Regions from separate parts of the Homo sapiens genome. Here region 1 is linked to region 2. Evidence: read pairs that join two places in POLR2A ChIA-PET (ENCODE). Cell type or tissue: IMR-90. All regions are shown on one strand. Each heading gives the region's core, and the rest is flanking DNA. Links, peaks and the distances in the headings are about the cores only. Region 1 overlaps LMCD1 (LIM and cysteine rich domains 1). Region 2 overlaps LMCD1-AS1 (LMCD1 antisense RNA 1).

Region 1 (5,380 bases), core at 156-5,155, 71 kb before region 2:
CAGACTTTGTTTTTGGCCACCATGACAGTTTTGAGGAGTACTGGTCAGGTGTTTTGTAGAATGTCCCTCAGTTGGGATTTGCCTGATGTTACTATGATGAGTACGTTGGGAGGAAGATCACGGGGCAAACTGCTCCTCTTATCACATCCTTCAAGGGTACATACTGTCGCCCTCACTTGTCACTGTTGCGGTTGACTTTGACCTTCTGGTGGAGGCAGTGTTTGTCAGATTCTTCACTGTAAAGTGACTCTTCTCCCCACTTCCATACTATCCTCTTTGGAAGGAAGTCACCAAGCCCTCCATGTCTAAAGAGTGCTCCATCTCCTCCAGGGCCAAGTATCTACATAAGTTATTTGGAACCCATGCATGATTTTGGCAGATCCCCCAAAAGGACTCCATGTATGTTAGCTAACATTATTTTTTAAATACCTATGGAATTATCTAATTTATATCTGTTCTCTCCACTAAGCGGCTAGCTGCAGAGGGCAGAGAGAGGCTGCTTGGTTGCAGCTCTGACCCAGGACCCTCTACTGGGCCCCGCACACATAAATTCCCCATCAATAGTTGCTGAATGAAGGAATGCTCCACCCTGCCATGAGGCCTTTGCCGTTGCTGTTCAGGATGTCTGGTACATTGTTCCCGTTCCTGTTTGCCTGATTAACTCCCTTTCATTCTTCAGATGTGAGACTTAAAGATCTTTGGTTCTGGGAAATCTTCTCTGACCTCCTTCCAGGGGCAATTAAGTCCATAATAAAGCTTCTCTGCTTACCTTTCTCTGTATGGTTGTTTGATACCTGTTCTTTCTACACTAGATGGAAGCAGGAGCCACATCCAACTATGCTTGCTTTCACATCTCCTCGGTGCCAGGCACATAGTAGATGAACAATAAATATTTGGAAACCTCTGCCCTCCCACCTCATACTTCCTACTTAGGGGACAACAGATGAGTGTGGAAGACACTAGCAGATGATGCATCTGTCTGCACCTTAGAGACAGGTTTAGACTAAGTGCAGCAGAGAGCTGGGCTCCAGAGACAGTTGTGGAAAGTTCTTGGGAGCTTTCAAAACACTCTTGCCTTTCAGGGGCTCATCCATGTTTACTGAGCATCTACTGTGTGCTAGGCCCTGGACTAGATGCTGGGGATACAGCAGTGACCCAGGCAGATAATGCCAGAGCCTTCAGGGAAACTGGAGCTTTGTGTGTGTGGAGGCAGAAAATAAATATATAAAAAAACAGATGAGATAATCATGGAGTGTGATAAATACTAGGAAAACAATCACAGGGTAAGGGAATGGAGAGTGACTTTGGGGGTGGATAGCAGGGACCACCTTAGCAGGAGAGGCCTCTCTGAGGGATGAGGGGCTCTAGGGATCAACCACATTCCTATTTATCTCACAGCAATCCTCTGGATAGGAGATGTAGGTACACAGGAAATGCACTCATTTTATAGATAAGACCAGCGAGGCCCAAGGAGACAAAATAGCTTGTGAAGGGGGGCACAGCCAAGAAACAGAGCTGGGATTCAAACTGCCGCCCTTGGCTCTGTGGCTTTCTATGGGAACTGAGCTGGGTCGGGTGGGGAGACTAAACTCAGGGAATTGTCTGAAGGGCTAGGAGGGCTCCCAGGAGAATGCATTCTGGCATGGCAAAGGAGCAGCATGCCCAATGGCTAGAGGTGAGAAGCAGCTTCCCTACAGGGCCTCTCAGCAGTTAATGTAGCCAGTGCCTGGCTGTTTGTCATCCTCTTTCCATCTGGGGCTCCTTTATCTGTCTTTTACTGCCAGTAACATTTTCACTGGCCTGCTCAGAAACCATGACAAGGTGGACCTCAACTCATGTTGTTCCTCAGCTTCAGTTAGGATTGGGGCTTTGTGGGGAGGGTGAGTGTGCCTGGGAGAAGTTCTCTGTGAGAGCTCTAGATTTCTGTCTTCTGCCAGTTCCCAGGAGCAGTGAAAGTTGCTAAATGCTCATTCATTCACTGGTTCATTCAGGTATCCATCCATCGCACATTTATAACTTGCCTATTCTCATCCTCTAAAGAATGGGAACTTGACATTCTCAATCCACACAATCTTTTGAGTCATTTTGGAGTTATCCCCTGCTCCTGTAAGCCCCGATGATGATGGAAACGACAATGGCTGTCATGTCCCTACAGCGTGTCTGCATCCAGCACTGTGCTCAGGACTTTGCTCGCATTACTATTACCCCTTACATAAGCCCGAGAGAGTTATTTCTCCTTCTAGAGTTATTTTTCTATTCGGAAAATCATTATCTTCTCTCTTAGAAATTACAAAACTGAAGGTCAGGGAGATTCAGTGATTTGCTCAGTAATGCACAGCTGATGGGAGGCAAAGCTAGGATTTGAACAAAGGCCAAACCTGACTCCAAAGCCAAAGTTCTTTCTACTCCATCATGTGGACTTGAGATCCGGCATCAGTAAGCTACGGCCCATGGCCAAACCCAGCCACTGTCTGTTCTCGCAAGCCCCATGAGAATGAAGACTGGATTTTACATTTGCCCTCCAATTCAGTGAAATGTTTTCTCCCAAGAAAGAACCCCTTCTGCTTTTCTCATTAGTAGACCTATATTGGAAAAAAAAAAAAAAAAACTCTGTGCTCAATTATTATTATCTTTTGAATTTCATTTAAAAAACCCATGGAAAGTTGTTTTCTCTCTTGTTACATAAAGTGCCCACATGATATTGCAATTTTGGCTCTTGGCTCACATCTCCTAAAATATTTATCACCTGGCCCTCCAAAGAAAGTGTTTGCTGAGCCTGGCTTTAGATGCTAATTTAAACTTAGTAAGTATCAACTATGTTTCAGCCAAAATAGAAATATTTACTTTTTTGCCATGTGAAGACAGGGAAGCACATAAGAGTTTGCACACTTACTATTCTTAACTTATATACTTTGATTACATACTTAATATACTCATATATTGAAGAGGAAATAAACATTAAAATGGTGAAAATTAGGAAAAGAACACTGAATAACAAGGAACGTCATGTACTGATAGCAGTTTCTGAGCGTAGGAGCTCTTGAATGACTGCCTATATAAGGAATGTGTTTGGTCAACTAGATATATCTTGAACTGGATCCTGACTGTGCCTGATAATGTTCCTTAGAACATGCTAGATTTGTGGTTTCAGTTACACCCCCAAGAATGAGTGGTGTGAGTTTTTCGCTCAAATGAAAACCCTGTTCCTCTTCACATGATTGAGACTCAGCTGGCTTGGAGCCCATCAGGGGGTCTAGACAAAAAATCAGTGACCAGTCATCATCTACTTATTTTCACCCTCCCTCCTGCATAGCTGGGAACTGTAAACTCTTTGGCCAGGGCTGTCTGAATACAAAGTGAGTTGTCTGTCTGGCTTCTTATTTCTACAGAATGAAATTTCCAGCTCTTTCCCTCCCACACAAAAGGGACTTCGTGTCAGTTCACCAAACTACACCCCATTGGGTAACACCATGATATATCAATGGGGCTCCCCACTCCACATTTACAAATGTGAATTGACATGAAAGTAGGGAAAGGGAGAGGGATAGAAATGCACCTGGATTGGTCTGGGGAGCACCGGCAGGCACCCTGATGATACACTGAAGGAAGGAGGGGGATATCAGGTCCAAAAGGCAGTTTAGGGTGATCATGGGTGGCTTTGAACCCAGGTTATGGGTTGGGACTTCACTCTGGAGGCAATGGGTAGCCACGACTGGTTCTTTTTAAGACATTTTAAAAATATTTAAATTTTTTGTAGAGATGGGGTCCCACTATGTTACGCAGACTGGTCTTGAACTCCGGAGCTCAAAGGATCCTCCCGCCTTGGCCTCCTAAAGTGCTGGGATTATAGGCATGAGCCACTGCACCTAACCCGTTACTGGTTCTTGAGATGAGGAGTTCAAGGTTCTAATTTGCACTGTAGGGAGATATTCTCGCAGCAGTATGAAGGAAGGAAGGAAAATTCTTGTTCACAGAGCTTGTTTGCAACCTTCTCATCCGTTGGAAAGCACTTTGTGAAGCCCCTCTTGGAGGAGCATTTCTTCCCTCACTGTTCTCCCTAGCATCCCTGGCTCTTGGACTGGTTTCTACCAGTAGCCAGCCCCTTTAAGCAAACAGTATCATTATCACTCCATGAAAACAAGATGTCCAGGTAAGGAGCCCTCTCAACATGTGTCAGGATGAAATGTGCTCTTCTTGCCTCTAAGCCATTTTCTGTATCCTTAACTCAGTCATCTCAAAGGATGAGAGACCTGAGGTTGTCCTGGATCTATCGTCTGGTGGTCCCTCAGCCACGAGAGACAAGCTAGCAGCCGAGAGTCAGAATGCCAGCCTACTTGGGTCTCATCATCCTGGCCCTTTCTCAGCACAAACTTAGTCTCTCCCACAATTCTTTGTAGCGAGGTTTGCAATTTCTAAATTGCAACAGGTGGCTGAGAGGGGAGATACCAAGTCAGACTGCCTGGGTTCATAGCTGTGTGACCTTGGGCAAATGAACTAACTTACCTGTGCCTCTGTTTTTTCACCTGTTGAATGGCGATAGTAATGATAGCAACCTCATAGGATTGTGGTGTGAGTTAAATGACATAATGGAATTTTTGGACTTTATAAGGGCTCAATAATGATTTGCTAAAATCTCGTGTATTCCTTAACTCTGCCCACCTTGCAGGCTAGAAATGTAAAGCCCAGAGGGATTAAACCACTTTCCTAAAATGACAAAGATATGTTGAAGGCAGGTTTGGAGGCCTGGATTTCCTTCCATGATACCAAGGGCATGTAGACTAGCAGGAAGTCATTCCTGCCACTGATGAGCTCTATTTTTTCCCCTATCAGTTCTCTCCATTTGTGCAAGGCCAGAGAATCGAGTCGTGTGAGTTTTTCATCATTTGCCACTGCTCCAGACTCAGCTCCACTCATCCCCTGCTTGGAGGGCCTGCTCCTCCCCATATCTGATCCTGCCCCTGGAGACAGTGGTTCTCAGGGTTGAGCCTGCCTCAGTATCCCCTAGAGGGCTGGTTAAAACATATCTCTGCTCCCCCACCGCCACCACCTCCCCACAGTGTCTGATACAGTAGATCTGGGGTGGGGCACAAGAATTTGCAAGTTCCTAGGGGATGCTGGTGTGGTTGGGGCCACACTTTGAGAACCGCTGTTATAGACTGTTTAAAAATAACTTTATACATAAGCTCAGCAAAACTGATATCACCAATTCAGTTCAGTTACAACAAAGGCTCATTTGAATTCCTGGGATGTTTAAACTCAACACTATTTTTTAAGAAAGACCAATGAGGCCATTCTCAGGTTACTTCCCCTATTAAGGAGCTAGTATGGTCAAATGGAAGTTCTTTGGGACTATGGTAAAAGGCATGGAGAAGAATGCTTT
Region 2 (5,380 bases), core at 292-5,291:
AAGTGTGTTGAACAGGATTAAGGAGCAATACTGCAGTTCCAAGTTCTTAGTCTAAGAATCACTTTGATTCTTGGGGGAAAGGGAGAGTAGTGGCAGGGGTGAAGTAGCTTGGAGGGGGCTGGCTTGTGGATTTACATTGGCCTGTCAAAGAGGGAACTGTCAGCTTCAAGGGACACGCTCAGGATAATTGGTACCAGGTGCTATTTCTGAGCTACCACCAACATGATGTTGCCAGGCTCTATCCACACAAAATTTCACTGAATCCTCCTGACACTCTCCTGAGTCAGGCGATCTTATCTCCATTTTACAGAAGAGCAAACTGAGCCCTGGGGAAGTTAAGTAGTTTTTGCAAGGTCACATAGCTGGTTGCAGAGCCCGAAATTGAACTCACATGGGTCAGACTTCAAAGTTAACACTGAGAAAAAGTAAAAACCATAGCTAAAATACCAGCGACCACTTCTTGGGTGTCTACCGTGTGCCAAGCTGTGCTATGCTACAGGATCTGTGATAGAGATAAAAACCACTTCCTCTCCTCCCTACCCATCACTTAACACCTGTGGGCTAATTGTAGGTGACCCTCAATAACCTAATTATGTAGCCTATTTAGAATAACATTCCATTTTAGAATAACCTTGTACCCACCAGTAAATAGGGAAAATTGGGCATGTTCCCATCAGGGAATCTCTAATTAGTGAGCGGAGGAGGGAAGTCTTATAGCACCTGTGTTCTCCAGGAGACTTTAAGAGACAGAGAGGAGATAAAATCAGTATAATTAAAGCCTTAGCATTTTTCCCATTATCACATTTTCCATTCTGTTTGCCATGTTGGCATTTTAATTCTCCAAAGCCTTCTGGGAAACATAATGTTACCTGGTAACATTGCCCCATGGGATGTTGAAATCATGTCATTTTCTAGAAAAAAAAAAATGGTGCAGACGCTTCTGAATGTTACCTGTGTCTGAGCTCCTATCTGTGACCCTGCATCATTTGTGATTGGAATCAATTTCTGTAGCTTGGGCTCAAGGCCAAAATTAGAATCAATTGTGAAGAAGGGGATGTCTGCCTTGATCCATTTTCTTCCAGTTTCACGTCCTTCCTCAATGATGAGATTACCTGCCCGAGCCCCTCCCTCTGACCCAGTGTCCTAGCCGTTTGTGTCCCACTCTGTGCTGCAGCCTCATTATTCATCTGCTGCCCATCAAAGTTTACCTGTCCTGCCTACTGTCCTCTCAGTGCCCTGTCTCACCTTCCCCTCGCTGGGTTGGGCAGCATACTTCTGAGGAAAGAGTGAGGGTTTCCAAGTCAGGCATATCTCAGTTCGAACCCTAGCTCCACCACTCGTTAGCTATGTGGCCACAGGCAAATTGACTTCTCTCCCGGGCTGTTCTGGCTGTGAAATGGAAATGATGAGCCCGGCATCAAGAGGGAGGTACCCAGCTGAAGTGAGATGATGTGCATAGAGCACCCACCCATTGCCTGGCACAGAGCCACACCCATAGTTTCCTGCCTCTCCCAAGATTCCCTTCCCTTTTAATGTCCACCCAGTTCTTCCTTGTTTGTCATGAATAGAATTCATAATAACAGTTCCCCATATTGCTTCCTTCATCACCAGGGAGATGAAACTGTCATGTCAGACTGATTCTGCAAAGATTCTTTTACATGCATATCTGCAACAGGCAGTAGCTGCGTGCAGGCAAGGGGGATTAGTAAGCATCTTCCCAAAGCAAACAGAGGGGCTGGGAGCTGGACAGAGCCTCAAAGGTATCGTATCCCCTAACTTTGTAGCATCCCAACAGGGTGTGCTTCCCTCTGCTTGGATGCTTTCCATGGCAAGCAGCTCATTTCCCCCACCCCCACCCCCTTTTTTTTTTTAACCAGCCAGTTCCAAGGACTTTTGGACAGCTCTGATTGTTAGAACGTTCTTCTTTACCTTGGGCTGACATCTGCTTTCCTGGGGCTGTCACCCTTCTGTGCTTTTCCAGCCTCTGGAATCTATTTGAAGGGCTCTCCCTTTCCCACATGATGACAGCTAATCTATTAGAAAGCTAGGATCATGCGCATGAGAGGCCTTCTCCTCCTCTCCTCTCCGTATTTTAGGCACTATGGTACTCTGCTTAAGTTTGATTCCACCATTATATTCCACTTTGTGGGCAGTGGCCCTCCCCTCCTATCTCAGTAAGCTGGTATGACCTGTAAGGGGGTAGAAGCTCCTGCTTTGGAGTCAGACAAATTTGGTTCAAATCCCTGGTTGGCTACTTACCATGATCCTCAATCCACCTATTATAAAATGGAGGCAATACTACCAACCTCATAGTCCTGGCACACAGATTAAATAACCAGCGTGCAGCCTAGTGCCTGGCATGGAGAAGGTGTTTGATACTTGGTAGCTGTATAATTATTTGCCAATTGCCAGGTAGTTAGCTATCATGTTTGGTTCTCTGAGAAACTCTTCCCAGTGACATTTAAGATTTTGCTCAGGCGGTCAGGAGATGGAGACCATCCTGGCTAACACGGTGAAACCCCGTCTCTACTAAAAATACAAAAAATTAGCCAGGCGTGGTGGCGGGCGCCTGTAGTCCCAGCTACTCGGGAGGCTGAGGCAGGAGAATGGCGTGAACCCGGGGGGCGGAGCTTGCAGTGAGCCGAGATCGCGCCGCTGCACTCCAGCCTGGGCGACAGAGCGAGACTCCGTCTCAAAAAAAAAAAAAAAAAGAGATTTTGCCCAGGCTGCATTTGGGAGTCCATTCTTCGCTTGTGACAAAAAATGGCATTAAATAATTGTTCCACTTATCACAACCACAGATTTTTAGGAGGAAAATAGGATAGTCAGCATGTTGCTCAATGGCCATTTTAGTTTGTTCACACAAGGCAGGTAATAATTTAAAAACATAATTTGGATTTTCTGTGGCTAACCATGCACATCCCAAGAGGCCCCTTGGGAATGCAGCAGAATGTCCAGACAGCCACGGGCAGAATTCCAAAGCTTCTGAAAGATGAGTGTGTTCGTGGCTGATGAACAAGGTATGAAGACACCAAATCCCCCTGACAAAGTCCAGCAATGCCTTGCTGCTGATCAGTCTTTCTGGAAAGACTGGATGAGCTCACCCAGAAGAAAAGAGTGGGTGGGAGATTTCAGGAAAGATTCTTACTTATCAGAAATTAAGCTTTAAAAGTTTTGGGCCTTCCTGTTGATTCTCCTAGCTTTTCTCACAACCCAAGACACATGGTTTAGCAATGACGTCATCTGACATGGATAGTCACACTGAAGTCAGAAGCTGTCAAACAGATCCTGGATTATGACGGAGGGTGGAAGGGATGTACAATTTGAGGGCCATGTGAGTGTGAAGTGAGTAATGCTTTGCAGTAGGGTGTTCCTCCCTATCCCATCATTGATGGGTAGCAAACACAGAATTAAACTCTTCGATATATTCAGAAATAGTTATTATGTGTTCCTCTAAAGACCTTACTATTTCCTAGGTAAAATTTACAATTCTGTAGTCCTACCTCTTGTCATGCTAGCAAACTACTTTTATATACTCCAGTTGAATATAAATGGCCAATTTCTATCATTTAGTTTGTTCTTTTTTTCATTGAATCACTCAGTTATTCAATCTGTGGAGCAGTCTTTCAGGCATTTAACAAATAACAATTGCACATCTCTTTCTGTATCAAGAGTTCTGCTGGGCATGCAGCAATGTAAAAAGACACACAGGATTCACTCTCTTGGGGAAGACAGATGTTAAACAAACAATTACAACAAAAGGTAATGAATGGGAGCATTGTGACAGGAAAAGAATGGGCCTTGAGGCAAGAAAAATTGAGTCTGGCTGGCGCTTATAGTTCTCTATTACCAAAAGTATCAGATTCCAGTGGCTTAACTTCTAGGACATCTAAATAAATAACTCCAAACACTCCTCCATTAGAAAGAGTAAGAGCTAACATTTGTGGAGCTCTTGCCATGTGGGTAGACACTGAGCCAAGCCCTTTACAAAGATAGTCACACTTAATCCTCCCAATAATCCTAGAGTTAGGGCCTCTGAGTACTCCCATTTCACAGATGAGGAAGCTGAAGCTCAAAGTGATTAAGCAACTTGTCTGTGGTCATGCCGAGCCAGGTGGCAGAGATGGGAGTTGAACTCTGGTCTCTCTGAGCTCCTGGTAATAACCATGAATGCTTGTCCCCCATCACATGCCTAGGAACTGGAAAAGCTGTGACAAAAGGCTTCGAGAACTCAGGAACTTCCTAGTTTACTCCCAAAGAGCCAGTAATCCTGCAGTGAGGCTCACAGCCCTTGGGTACAAGAGGAAGAATTGGGGTGACCAGGTCAGAGGGCATCTTAGGGTGAACTATGCTCCTGAGTCCCAGAAAGCATGAGAAAGGTTTTTCGGGAAGTTACTTATAACAGTAGAAAGAACGTTAGGCAATCCAACCCAGAAATGAATCAATCTTAGATTCACGTGTGCATTTTGATTGTAGCTGGAATAATATAAACCAAATTAGAAAGCTTAATGTCCACATGACATCTTTATTTGGTTGTAAAGCAACGCATTACACACACTCTCTTTCCTTTACAATGATCCAAAAAATAAAGTGAGTCAGTCATTTTTTGCAAAAATAGGTCCTGCCTTTCAAAAGAAAATAAATTGTTTTCTCAAAGAACATAACCTTCTATTTTTTCCCACTCCTTATGTTCCCGTCCTCCGTTATGTACCTTCTGTCTAGATGTTAGATCATTTTGAACTAATTTGGAAATCTTCATGCTTAATTTAGAAGTGATTCATCTACAGATCGTGTAGTACCTAAGTTTGGCCAGTGATAGGGACAGTTGCTAAGGGGGGGTGTTGATACAGGCTTGCCAGTAAGTGACCCATCTTCTATCATCTAAGATGTCACTGACTTGCTGCAGTGACTCAGGTGGAGTCTTCATAACTGTGAGTATGCTGGGGAGCATCCTCAGAAGCTTCTCTTGGTGTCCCCCACATGGTTTAGGATGGCTCTATGCTCAAGGCATGGCTGACACAGTGCTGCATATTCTAATGAAGGTGTGAATGATTCATGTTTCCCTGCCAGTTCCATTTGGTCATTTTACAGTTTTTTTCAGGCTTCATCCATATATCTTCTCCTTCCCCCAAAGGACTCTTTTACCCAATATCTCAATTATCACTAAAGTGGACTCCTTCTCATCCAGACTCAAGAGAAATGAATCTCAGAATCCAACTGTATTAGTCCATTCTCACGCTGCTAATAAAGATATGCCTGAGACTGGGTAATTTATAAAGGAAAGAGGTTTAATGGACTCACAGTTCCACATGGCTGGGGAGGCCTCACAGTCATGGTGGAAGGCAAGGGAGGAGCAAAGTTATGTCTTACATGGCAGCAG

Evidence for each region. Peaks named below come from ENCODE experiments on the same cell type or tissue, not always from the same donor. Only the 100,000 strongest peaks of a DNase experiment are listed, where the experiment ranks them.
Region 1: POLR2A ChIA-PET joins it to region 2 with 5 read pairs; 3 of 35 experiments call an interaction of 5 or more read pairs at or near these places.

The regions. Positions count from the first base shown.
Region 1 is chr3:8,558,610-8,563,989 of GRCh38, reverse strand. All of the region lies in intron 4 of LMCD1 (LIM and cysteine rich domains 1), which reads right to left. Among named protein-coding and RNA genes, the nearest start is that of LINC00312, 10 kb to the left of the region's middle. In IMR-90, for the core only: no CTCF peak of the experiment used is centred there; a DNase peak (open chromatin) is centred at 3,189; H3K27ac peaks cover 504 bases.
Region 2 is chr3:8,488,062-8,493,441 of GRCh38, reverse strand. All of the region lies in intron 3 of LMCD1-AS1 (LMCD1 antisense RNA 1), which reads left to right. Among named protein-coding and RNA genes, the nearest start is that of LMCD1-AS1, 11 kb to the left of the region's middle. In IMR-90, for the core only: no CTCF peak of the experiment used is centred there; a DNase peak (open chromatin) is centred at 3,241; H3K27ac peaks cover 373 bases.